Regions from separate parts of the Homo sapiens genome. Here region 2 is linked to region 1. Evidence: read pairs that join two places in POLR2A ChIA-PET (ENCODE). Cell type or tissue: GM12878. All regions are shown on one strand. Each heading gives the region's core, and the rest is flanking DNA. Links, peaks and the distances in the headings are about the cores only.

What was found. ChIA-PET counts read pairs that join two places held together with the same protein. Peaks named below come from ENCODE experiments on the same cell type or tissue, not always from the same donor. Only the 100,000 strongest peaks of a DNase experiment are listed, where the experiment ranks them.
Region 2: POLR2A ChIA-PET joins it to region 1 with 5 read pairs; 2 of 35 experiments call an interaction of 5 or more read pairs at or near these places.

Annotation. Positions count from the first base shown.
Region 1 is chr6:14,072,880-14,078,386 of GRCh38, reverse strand. No RefSeq gene overlaps it. Among named protein-coding and RNA genes, the nearest start is that of CD83, 42 kb to the left of the region's middle. In GM12878, for the core only: no CTCF peak of the experiment used is centred there; a DNase peak (open chromatin) is centred at 2,970; H3K4me3 peaks cover 842 bases; H3K27ac peaks cover 2,254 bases.
Region 2 is chr6:13,745,577-13,751,083 of GRCh38, reverse strand. No RefSeq gene overlaps it. Among named protein-coding and RNA genes, the nearest start is that of RANBP9, 36 kb to the right of the region's middle. In GM12878, for the core only: no CTCF peak of the experiment used is centred there; a DNase peak (open chromatin) is centred at 3,283.

The DNA of each region.
Region 1 (5,507 bases), core at 228-5,227:
GAGGTTAGGACTTCAATATACAGACTTTGGGAAGACTCAATTAAACCCATAATAGTTTCCTTCTTTCTCTTTTTATCTACTTGCAATGTAGTTGTTGAAGAATCCAGGACATTGTCCAGTTTCTTCTGGATTTTGCTGATTTCTTCCATATGATCCCATTTGTAACATGCTTCTCTGTCCTCTTGTGTTTCCCGTAAACTGGGTGGTAGACCTAATCCCATGGCCAGATTCAGGTTTGGCCATTTCAGCAAGAATACACCAGAAGGACTTTAATGAGAATGTCATGTGGAGATTATGGTATAGCTAGGGGTGATGCATCTGTAAGCCAAGGAACACCAAAGCTAGCCAGCATGGGAAGGAGTGTCTCCTTTTTTGTGATGTTATGACTGGTCACAGGCTCAAGAACTGTCGCCCTCATCCAGCTGTTACTGGAAAAGGGTCCAGATCCAGACCCCAAGACAGGTTTCTTGAATCTTGCACAAGAAAGAATTCGGGGTGAGTCCATAGAGTAAGGTGAAAGCAAGTTTATTAAGAAAGTAAAGAAACAAAAGAATGGCTACTCCATAGGCAGAGCAGCAGCATGGGCTGCTTGACTGAGTAAACTTATGGCTTTTTTTCTTGATTATATGCTAAACAAGAGGTGGATTATTCATCAGTTTTCTGGGAAAGGGGTGGGGAGTTCCTGGAGCTGAGGGTTGCTCCCCCTTTTAGACCATATAGGGAAGCTTCCAGACCATGCCATGGCAATTTGCAAAGTGTCATGGCACTGGTGGGACTGTCTTTTAGCATGCTAATGCATTATAATTAGTGTATAATGAGCAGTGAGGACGACCAGAGGTCACTTTCATCGCCATTTTAGTTTTGGCAGGTTTGGACCAGCTTCTTTACCACATCCTGTTTTTATCAGCAGGGTCTTTATGACCCATATCTTGTAACCTCCTATCTCATCTTATGACTAAGAATGCCTAACCTGGGAATGCAGCCCAGCAGGTGTGAGCCTCATTTTACCCAGCCCTATTCAAGATGGAGTCTCTCCGGTTCCAATGCCTCTGACACAACCATATAAAGCTTTCCATCAGCTTTTCATATAATGGCATCAATAGCCATTGCTGATCAGTGCCTGATTCCATTATTTCATTAGAGGTTGAAAAATGCGATTTAAAATTCTTAGTTCTCTGGCATTTATTATCTGAAATTCTTGCATAAAGAACTTTCTTGTAACAACTGCTTGCTAACCCTGAAGTACAATTCACACAGGCAAGACAGGATAAATCATTCACTCATTTTCTTCATTGGCTTTTAAAATAATGACTTGGTTTCTGAGCATCTTCCAAAAGGGAACAATGAGGACGATTTTTGAGTATTATAATTAACTTGTGGATTTTAACATACATGATTCCTTGAAGTTATTCTATTTGCTGTAGTTATTATTCTTTTTGAAGCTCAAAATGTTCCATCTTTGCCCAGTGAGAGTCCCTTCAAGTTGGTTCCAGAATTCTCTCTTTTTTTGAGTTGAAGTCTCACTCTATCACCCACGCTGCAGTGCAGTGGTGCAATCTCGGCTCACTGCAACCTCTGCCTCCCAGGTTCAAGCAATCCTCCTGCCTCAGCCTCCCAAGTAGCTGGGATTACAGACACATACCACCACACCCAGCTAATTTTTGTATTTTTAGTAGAGACAGGGTTTCACCATGTTGGCCAGGCTGGTCTTGAACTCCTGACCTCAGGTGCTCCACCTGCCTCAGCCTCCCAATCCAGAATTCTTATGATGCAACTCCAAAGGCTTTGATAATCTCCTTGCTTTCTAGTAAATCAATGTGCTCTGGGTTCACCTTGTTCACTTCTTGTCCCAAACCTAGAATCAGCTATTTGTCCAAAGAATGTTGGTTTCTTTTATTGGAGATTGGCATTTAGAGTCAAATATCTGAGTGCTAAGAATGCTCATTGCCAGATTATTTAGTGAACAGTGGTTAGAAATACTTTTTTTAAATTTTATTTTATTTTAGAGATGGGATCTTGCTTGTTGGCCAGGTTGGTCTTGAACTGGCCTCAAGCAATCCTCCTGCCTCAGCCTCCCAAAGTACTAGGATTACAAGCATGAGCTTGTAGGAGAAATACTTTTATAAGAGAAGATATATCATGAGTTCATATCAATATTGTCAACTTAAATTTAGAGTTATAGGGTTTGTATGTAAATTGTTTAATTTTATGCTTGCAACCTTTTTAAACTGAAAATCTTGGTTCCTAATAACTTTAACATAATTATGATGCATATATATTTGCACATATATATAAACAGACATATGTTTCAAATGAACAATACCAATATTATTACCAAATAAAGATATAATTAATAAGTAGTATTATTGAACACAATTTAAAATTTATTTATAGTTGTTTGGTCCATTAAGGTATAATCCACTGGGGATGTATTTATATTACAGTACTTGAAAGCCATATGAAATAGTTCCTTTATATGTGGTTGACCCATTTGCTCAACAAAAGTGATTAGAAGTTAAGAAATTAACAAGGTTAATTTTTTTCCACTTTGCTTTCGATTTTGAAGGATTGTTTTCTATTTTTATTCACTTGTATTTTGTAATTATATAAAACATTTACATAAGTCCAAAGTCAAATCAACAAAATGTGAACTCAGAAGTCTGGCTTCCATTCTCACCTCTCTGACCTGTCCCTTCTTCCTGATAAGTAACTGTTTTTTATTAGTTTTTGCTTTATCCTATCATATAAAAAAATTAAGCAAATAGGACTCTGTGTGTTTTCCCTCTTTCTTATATATAGCTTGGCATTTTATTGTTTCTGAAACCTTGCTTTTTTCACTTATATCCTGGAGATCTAGAGAGAGTTGAAATCTGAGTTCTTTCAGTAACAACCTTCATCATCAAACACAAAAACATTTTCCTATCACAACGACTGCAAGGGTAACAGAAAGACGGAATGCCCCAATCAGTGTCAGAAGTTCTTCCTAAGTGAAAATGAAACCATCAGCTTGAACGTCTTTAGGCAGCTTGTTAAAGCTGTCTGGGCCTCCCAAATAATCCTGTGAATAACTCTGTATTCTAAGAGAACATTAATCACAATGCTTGGGATTAGCTGCATGGCATTTGTAAAAGACAGAGCAGGGTTTATGGGAGGGACATGTGTGGGAGGAAGGGCCGGGTTCATTCCTGGTATCCCGGCTCCCTGGCAGTGTAGCCTTGAACGAGGGATGAGTTAATTCCTCACTCAAAGTGTTACCATGAGAACGAAGTGAAATGAGGTCTGTTCAGTGCCAGGTACAGGGTCTGGCAGATAATGGAACTCAAAATGTGGTGGTTATAATTGTGATTTTCAGTAAGTTCTTTCACATACAAATCCCATTATAATTCTCAGGACAATCTTTTGAGGTAACTATCATAGCTGGCACAGTTTAGTTTTCGGTGAAGTTTATGACACAGTGGGGCTTTGTTCTGGTGTGCTGCCTCTTCGTTTAATGTAGGTTTAGGTATCTCTTGTATAATCTGAATACACCACACATTAGGCCCCGGTTCTGGACTTGAACTGTGGTTTTATTATATGAAATAAAAAGATTTTAACCACAGAATAGTTATTCTTCTGACAGACTGCTACTTGTATCTCTGATTAATTTATGTCATGCTTGGTTCTTAATCAAGAGTCAACCAATAATTAGAGCAGGGTCCCTGCAGGAAACTATGATCCCATTTATGACAATCCATTATGTGATTTAAATTGCAAGAAGGAACCATGGGGAAAAGGGGAGTATAAACCTCATTTATAAATTAGACCTTGACTTTTAGTTGAGCTATTCCCTTTAACTGGATCATTCCCATGATCAAAAGACATTTTCCTTAGAAGTAAATATTATCCCTGTGACCTTTTATACAAAAAGACATGAAATTATTGAATGATACTTTTGAGCAGACACATTTTGAGACATTAAATCTCTCTCTCTCTGTGTGTGTGTGTGTGTGTGTGTGTGTGTGTGTGTGTGTGTTTTCTAGTACATTTCCTCTAGCCTAGTGGTTATCAAACTCACCTGTACATTAGAATCCCAGGAGAGACAGATTGTGAGAGGTACAAAAACCCTCAGATATGGCTTGACTCTGTTTCCACACAAATCTCATGTTGAATTGTAATCCCCAGTGTTGGGGGGAGAGCTGGTGGGAAGTGATCGGTTCATGGAGGTGGATTTCCCCTTGCTGTTTTCATGATAGTGAGTGAGTTCTCATGAGACCTGATGGTTTAAAAGTACGTAGTGGCTGGGTGTGGTGGCTCACATCTGTAAGCCAAGCACTTTGGGAGGCCAAGATGGGTAGATCACCTGAGCTTGGGAGTTTGAGAGTAGCCAGGGCAACATGACGAAACCCCGTCTCTACTAAAAATACAAAAATTAGCAGGCCATGGTAGCATGTGCCTGTAGTCCTAGCTACTCAGGAGGCTGAGGCACAAGAATCACTTGAACCCTGGAGACAGAGGTTGCAGTGAGCTGAGATCATGCCACTGCTCTCCAGCCTGGGCAACTGAGCAAGACTCTTGTCTCCAAAATAAAAAAAGTGTGTGGCACTTCCCCCTTAGCTCTCTCTCCTGCTCCATCATGGTAACACATACTTGCTTCCCCTTTGCCTTCTACCATGATTGTCAGTTTCCTGAGGCCTCCCAGCCATACTTCCAGTACCGCCTGTGGAACTGTGAGTCAATTAAACCTCTTTTCTTCATAAATTACCCAGTCTCAGGTAGTTCTTTATAGCAGTGTGAGAACCGACTAATACACCCTTTCTTGGGGTCTGGATTGGGACCCCTTTCCGGTAACAAAGTAACAATTTAATTAAAAAATTAACACATTCAAACATGCAAAATATACTTCTTTATAATAAAAAATAAAATTATTTATCTCAAATATGAATAGCAAAGTGTTAGTATCTATATACTAAGAAGTCCTTCTAAAGTAGTGGGAAAACATGAATTACCCAGTAGATAAACTGGGAAAGATACAGGCAATAATCTCCCCAAATCCCCCAATTTTCCTATTTGTGAAAATACAAATAGGAAACAGATATATGGGGAAATGTCCAATCTCATCAGTAAGCTGATGTAAATTTTTAAAATAATCATCATATATCTTCTAAATTAACAAAGGGTTTTTAAAGACAGGACCTTATGCTGGTGAATTTATGATAAAATTAGAACACCCTTCAATGCTGTTGATATTGTCAATTTATACAACTCTTTGGCAAAGCAAACTGATAATATATATTCATTTAAACAAGGTGTTCATATTCTGTGCTCCAATTATGCAATTCTTGAGAATTTATCCCAAAAATGCCTCCTTAATTCAAGTGAAGGAAAAAGCTCTATGAAGGAAAAACATCAAAATAGCAAAAAATTGGAAAAGAAATGCATATGCAAAAATGGAAGCATAATTAATAAATTATGGTATATTATCTCCCTGTATACAGCCACTTGGTAATTACAAAGGCTATAGGCCATCA
Region 2 (5,507 bases), core at 368-5,367, 330 kb after region 1:
AATTATGCCTGGGAAATATATATACAAATCTTCTCTGGAAAACAGATTTTAAATCCAGGCCTCAACAAATTATAAGAGATAGATTTCCAAGGAATATGAGCTCACAATAAAAATATCTCAGAACATACAAGGAAATAAGCCATCATGCATGAAAGCCAGCAAACCCTGAATGACATTTTTTAATGAAAAAAGTATTGACAATAGATTCAGTGCAATCTCTATCAAAATCTAAGCATATTATTAAAAAGAAGTTGATAAGTTCACGCTAAAATCTCTGTGCAATTGCAAAAGACATAGAAAAGCCAAGACTACTACTTCTTCTTCTTTTTTTTTTTTTTTTGAGATGGAGTTTTGCTCTTCTTGCCCAGGCCGGAGTGCAATGGCATGATCTCGGCTCACCACAACCTCCGCCTCCTGGGTTCAAGCAATTCTCCTGCCTTAGCCTCCCAAGTAGGTGGGATTACAGGCATGCGCCACCACGCCTGGCTAATTTTGTATTTTTAGTAGAGACGGGGTTTCTCCATGTTGGTCAGGCTGGTCTTGAACTCCCAGCCTCAGATGATCTGCCCACCTTGGCTTCCCAAAGTGCTGGGATTACAGGCGTGAGCCACTGCGCCCGGCCAAGAATTTTTTTTAAAAAGAAGAATGAAGGTGGAGGAATTACACTAACTGAATTCAATACTAACTATAAAGCTACAGTAATTAAGCTAATATAATATTAGTGTAAGAACAGACAAATAGATTAATGGAACAGAGAGTTCAGAAGTAGATCCTCACATATATAGTCAATTGACTTTAGACAGAAGTGCCAAGGTAATTCAATGAGCAAAGGGTATCTTTTCAACAACATGCTGGAAAAACTGGATATCCATATGAAAAAACATGAGCCTTAACTTTTACTTCACACCATATGCAAAAATTAACTTGAAATAATCAAAGACCTACTTCTACAGGCTAAAATTATAACACTGCTATAAGAAAAAATAGGAAAAAATCTTCACAAGTTTGGGTTAGGCAGATTCCTTAGATGGGACACAAAGGCATGAAAAGAAGACATTGAGAAATTGAACTCCATCAAATTTTTAACTTCTAATCTTCATATAAGTCAGAAAGGACTGACAAAGGACTTCTATCCAGAATATATAAACAGCTTTTATAAATAAACAGTAAGAAGACAAAACCCCGAATTTTTTATGGGCAAAAGATATAAACAAATATTTTACAAAAGAAGATATAGAATTGTCCAATAAGTACATGAAAAATGCTTCACATTTTCATTTATCAGAGAAATGCAAATGAAAACTACAAGAAAATACCACTCCACAGCCACCAGAATGGCTAAGATTTTTTAAACTGACAGTTCCAAGTATTGGCCAGGATGAACATTGCTGATAGATGTACAAAACAGCACAACCAATTTGGAAAATAGTTTGGCAGTTTCTTCTAAGGTTACAATAACCGTACGACCCAGAAATTTCACTCCTAGCTGTTTACCCAAGACAAATGAAAACATGTCCACAAGAAGACTTGTACATAAATGCTTATAGCAGCTTTATTTATAATAGTGAAAACAAAACAGAAAATAACCAAAATATCTATTAGCAAGCAAATAGATAATGATGGTGTATCTATATATGTCAACATAATGGAACACTACTCAGCAATAAAAAGGAATAAACTACTGATGTACACAACCTGAATAAATTCAAAACATTGAATATATTTTTGTTTGTTTATTTTATTTATTTATTTATTTATTTTTGAGACAGAGTCTCACTCTGTTGCCCAGGCTGAGGTGCAGTGGCACAATCTCCGCTCATTGCAACCTCTGCCTCCCAGGCTCAAGCAATTCTCCTGCCTCAGTCTCCCATGTAGCTGGGATCACAGTCATGCACCACCACGCCCAGCTAATTTTTGTATTTTTAGTAAAGACGGGGTTTCACCATGTTGGCCAGGCTGATCTCGAACTCCTGACTTCAGGTGATCCGCCTGCCTTGGCCTCCCAAAATGCTGGGATTACAGGTGTGAGCCACCATGCCCAGCCCTCAATATATTTTTATTTCAAAAACATTATGTGAGATCAAAGGAGCAAACACCAAAGAGTATATAATGTATGATCCCATTTATATGAAACTTCAGAAAAGGGGAAAATCATCTATGACAACAGAAAGCAGATTCGAGGTTACCTGGGATCAGAGATAAAGATGGAAAAGAAATAGCAGAGAATTATTTTGCCAAGACAGAAACGTTGTAAATATTGATTATGACGGTGATTACATAAGAGTCTATACTTATCAAAATCCAAGAAACTGCATTCTTAAAATACAATGATGTTGAGTTTTACAAAACTGAAAGAAGGTACTGAAAACAGAAGGTTGAAAAAAAAATACAATGTCTGGAAATGAAATATATAATTATTTAAAATATTTATGGAGGATCTACTAGATGCGAGCAAGATGTTAGATGGTCCTGGAGTGTTAAAGAAGATAAAATGGCAGCAATAGAGTGGAAAAGGGTTGGGACTGAAAACCAGAATTGGGGCTCTTGCACAGTGGCTGTGTGACCTGGTCAGGTCACTTCTCCTCCATGGGCCTCGGCTGCCTCACCAATAACATGAGGGAGATGGCCTGGCTTGCACCCAGTCCTGATACACTCTATTTTCAAGTCCATTAGGAATTTACCTCCTTATAGCGTGACAGATTAGAAATGGAAAGATACATAGCTTAAGTCAGACAGATTTTAATTACGTTGTGCTTTAAAGAAATGAACATATTTGGCCGGGCACGGTGGCTCACGCCTGTAATCCCAGCACTTTGGGAGGCCGAAGCAGGCAGATCACCTGAGGTTAGGAGCTCGAGACCAGGCTGGCCAACATGGCAAAACTCCGTCTCTACTAAAAATACAAAAAATTAGCCAGGTGTGGTGGCGCTCGCCTGTAGTCCCAGCTACTCCGGAGGCTGAGGCAGAAGAATCCCTTGAGCCCGGAAGGCAGAGGTTGCAGTGAGCTGAGATCTGACTGGGCAACAGAGCAAGACTCCGTCTCAAAAAATAAATAAATAAATAAAAGAAATGAACATTTTTGCAAAGGTGTGCTTTAAAGAAATGAACATATTCGCATTCATAATAGTAACTGTCTTAAAGAAATCATGCCACTTTCTTTCAATTAACTTTTACTAAGCCCTCATTTCTATAGGTGTCTCCCCGACCTCCCCACCTCCACCCTCCCTCTCTCTCTGTTTTTATTTCTTGTGACTCAAAAGACTGTGTATTAACACACCCCCGAAACTCTCAGCGGTCACAGTGACCTACTTTCTAAATGTCAGTTCCAATACACGCTTTTTTTTTTTTTTTTTTTTGAGACGGAGTCTCGCTCTGTCGCCCAGGCTGGAGTGCAGTGGCGCGATCTCTGCTCACCACAAGCTCCGCCTCCCAGGTTCACGCCATTCTCCTGCCTCAGCGTCCCGAGTAGCTGGGACTACAGGCGCCCACCACCATGCACGGCTAATTTTTTCGTATTTTTAGTAGAGACAGGGTTTCACCGTGTTAGCCAGGATGGTCTCGATGTCCTGACCTCGTGATCCGCCCGCCTCGGCATTCTTAAATCTCCATCTTACCTGATTTCTGGGTCACATTCAACACTGTTAACCCCGCCAATCTCAGATAATTTGTAACTCTTCAATTCTGAGATGCTATTCTAGCTGAGTGTGCTCCCACCTCCCAGATGACTCCATCTCAGCCTCTTCTTTTTCTTTTCAACCCAAAAGTTCTTTGCAAGGAGCCAGATAGTAAATATTTTAGGTTTTGTGGGTCATGTGATCCCCTAAAGTATCAGATTCTTCTTCGTTTTTTGTTTATTGTTGTTGTTTTAAAACCTTTGGAATATAAAAGCCATTCTTAGCTGGGCAGCGGGAGTCCTCCCTTTACACTCTGCCAGTCCTTCCTGGCCCATTCCACCAACTGCCGCCCTCAAACACCCACCTGTAACCCAGGCCTTAAGAGTGATGTCCTTTAAGTTCCATCTCTCCATGATGGGGGTGTTAAGGGTGCCCCATTTTCTGCATTCCAGGAAAAAATCTGGTTGTACAAAAAGTAAGGGCCAAGTACATGAATAGATGATTCATAAAATAATGAATGTCAATGGCTTTTAAGCATATTAAAAGATTCTCTACCTCATACACAATAAATGAAAGGCAAGGTAAAACCACTAGATGTAGTTTTTCCATCTTGCAGAATAACAAAAATGAGAGTCTGATAACATAAGGTGTAGATGAAGAACTGGAAAAATAAGCATGGTCCTCTTTGGTGCTCAGTTTAGCAACATCTATTAAAACATAAGATATGGCCAGCATGGTGGCTCACGCCTGTAATCCCAGCACTTTGGGAGGCCGAGGCGGGTGGATCACGAGGTCAGGAGATCGAAACCATCTTGGCCAACATGGTGAAACCCCGTTTCTACTAAAACACAAAAAAATTAGCCGGGCTTGGTGGTGTGTGCCTGTAATCCCAGCTACTTGGGAGGCTGAGGCAGGGGAATCACTTGAATTTAGGAGGCGGAGGTTGCAGTGAGCTGAGATCACACCACTGCACTCCAGCCTGGCGACACAGCAAGACTCCGTCTCGAGAAACAAACACACACACAAACAAACACCATAAGATACACATATCTTCTAATCTAGCAGGTCCATTTCTAGATAGTTATATGAAAAAAGGAAGGATGGAGAATTATCTGCATATAAAATAGAGTGTTGAGTGGCTAAAGTGAGGCAGAAACTAGAGTGCTGTGTGTCATGGGTGAGAGAGAAACTTACTTTTTCACTGTGTGTATTTTCATATTGTTAGAATGTTTTTCGTATCATATTGTATTTTTACTTGCTCCCGCATTTTTTTTTGAGATGGAATTTCACTCTCGTTACCCAGGCTGGAGGGCAGTGGTGCGATCTCCGCTCACTGCAACCTCTGCCTCCCGTGTTCAAGCAATTCTCCTGCCTCAGCCTCCCAAGTAGCTGGGATTATAGGTGCCCACCGCCATGCCTGGCTAATTTTTTGTATTTTTAGTAGAGATGGGGTTTTGCCATGTTGGCCAGGCTGGTCTTGAACTCCTGACCTCAGGTGATCCACCTGCCTCGGCCTCCCAAAGTGCTGGGAGTACAGGTGTGAGCCACCACGCCCGGCTAAAATTGTTAACCTAAATGGATGGATAGTTAGCTAAGTAGATAGAACGACAGATAGATAGATACATACATACATAGCATCTTATAAGCAAAAAGGAATAGTTCAAGTAGGAGAGAACTTAAAAGTTGTCTAATCCAAGACCAATATTTGCTGATGAGGAAACTGAGCCCTAGACAGTTCTGTGGTATTCCTAAGATCTTGCTGTTACTAGCAGAAGTGAAACTTGATTCCAGGCCTCCTAACTCCCAGTCCAGCACTTGTGTCTCTACATCCCATCACGTCTCTTAGATGACCCCCTTAATGCAGGTAGTTCATCTCAAGCATTTGAACTCGAT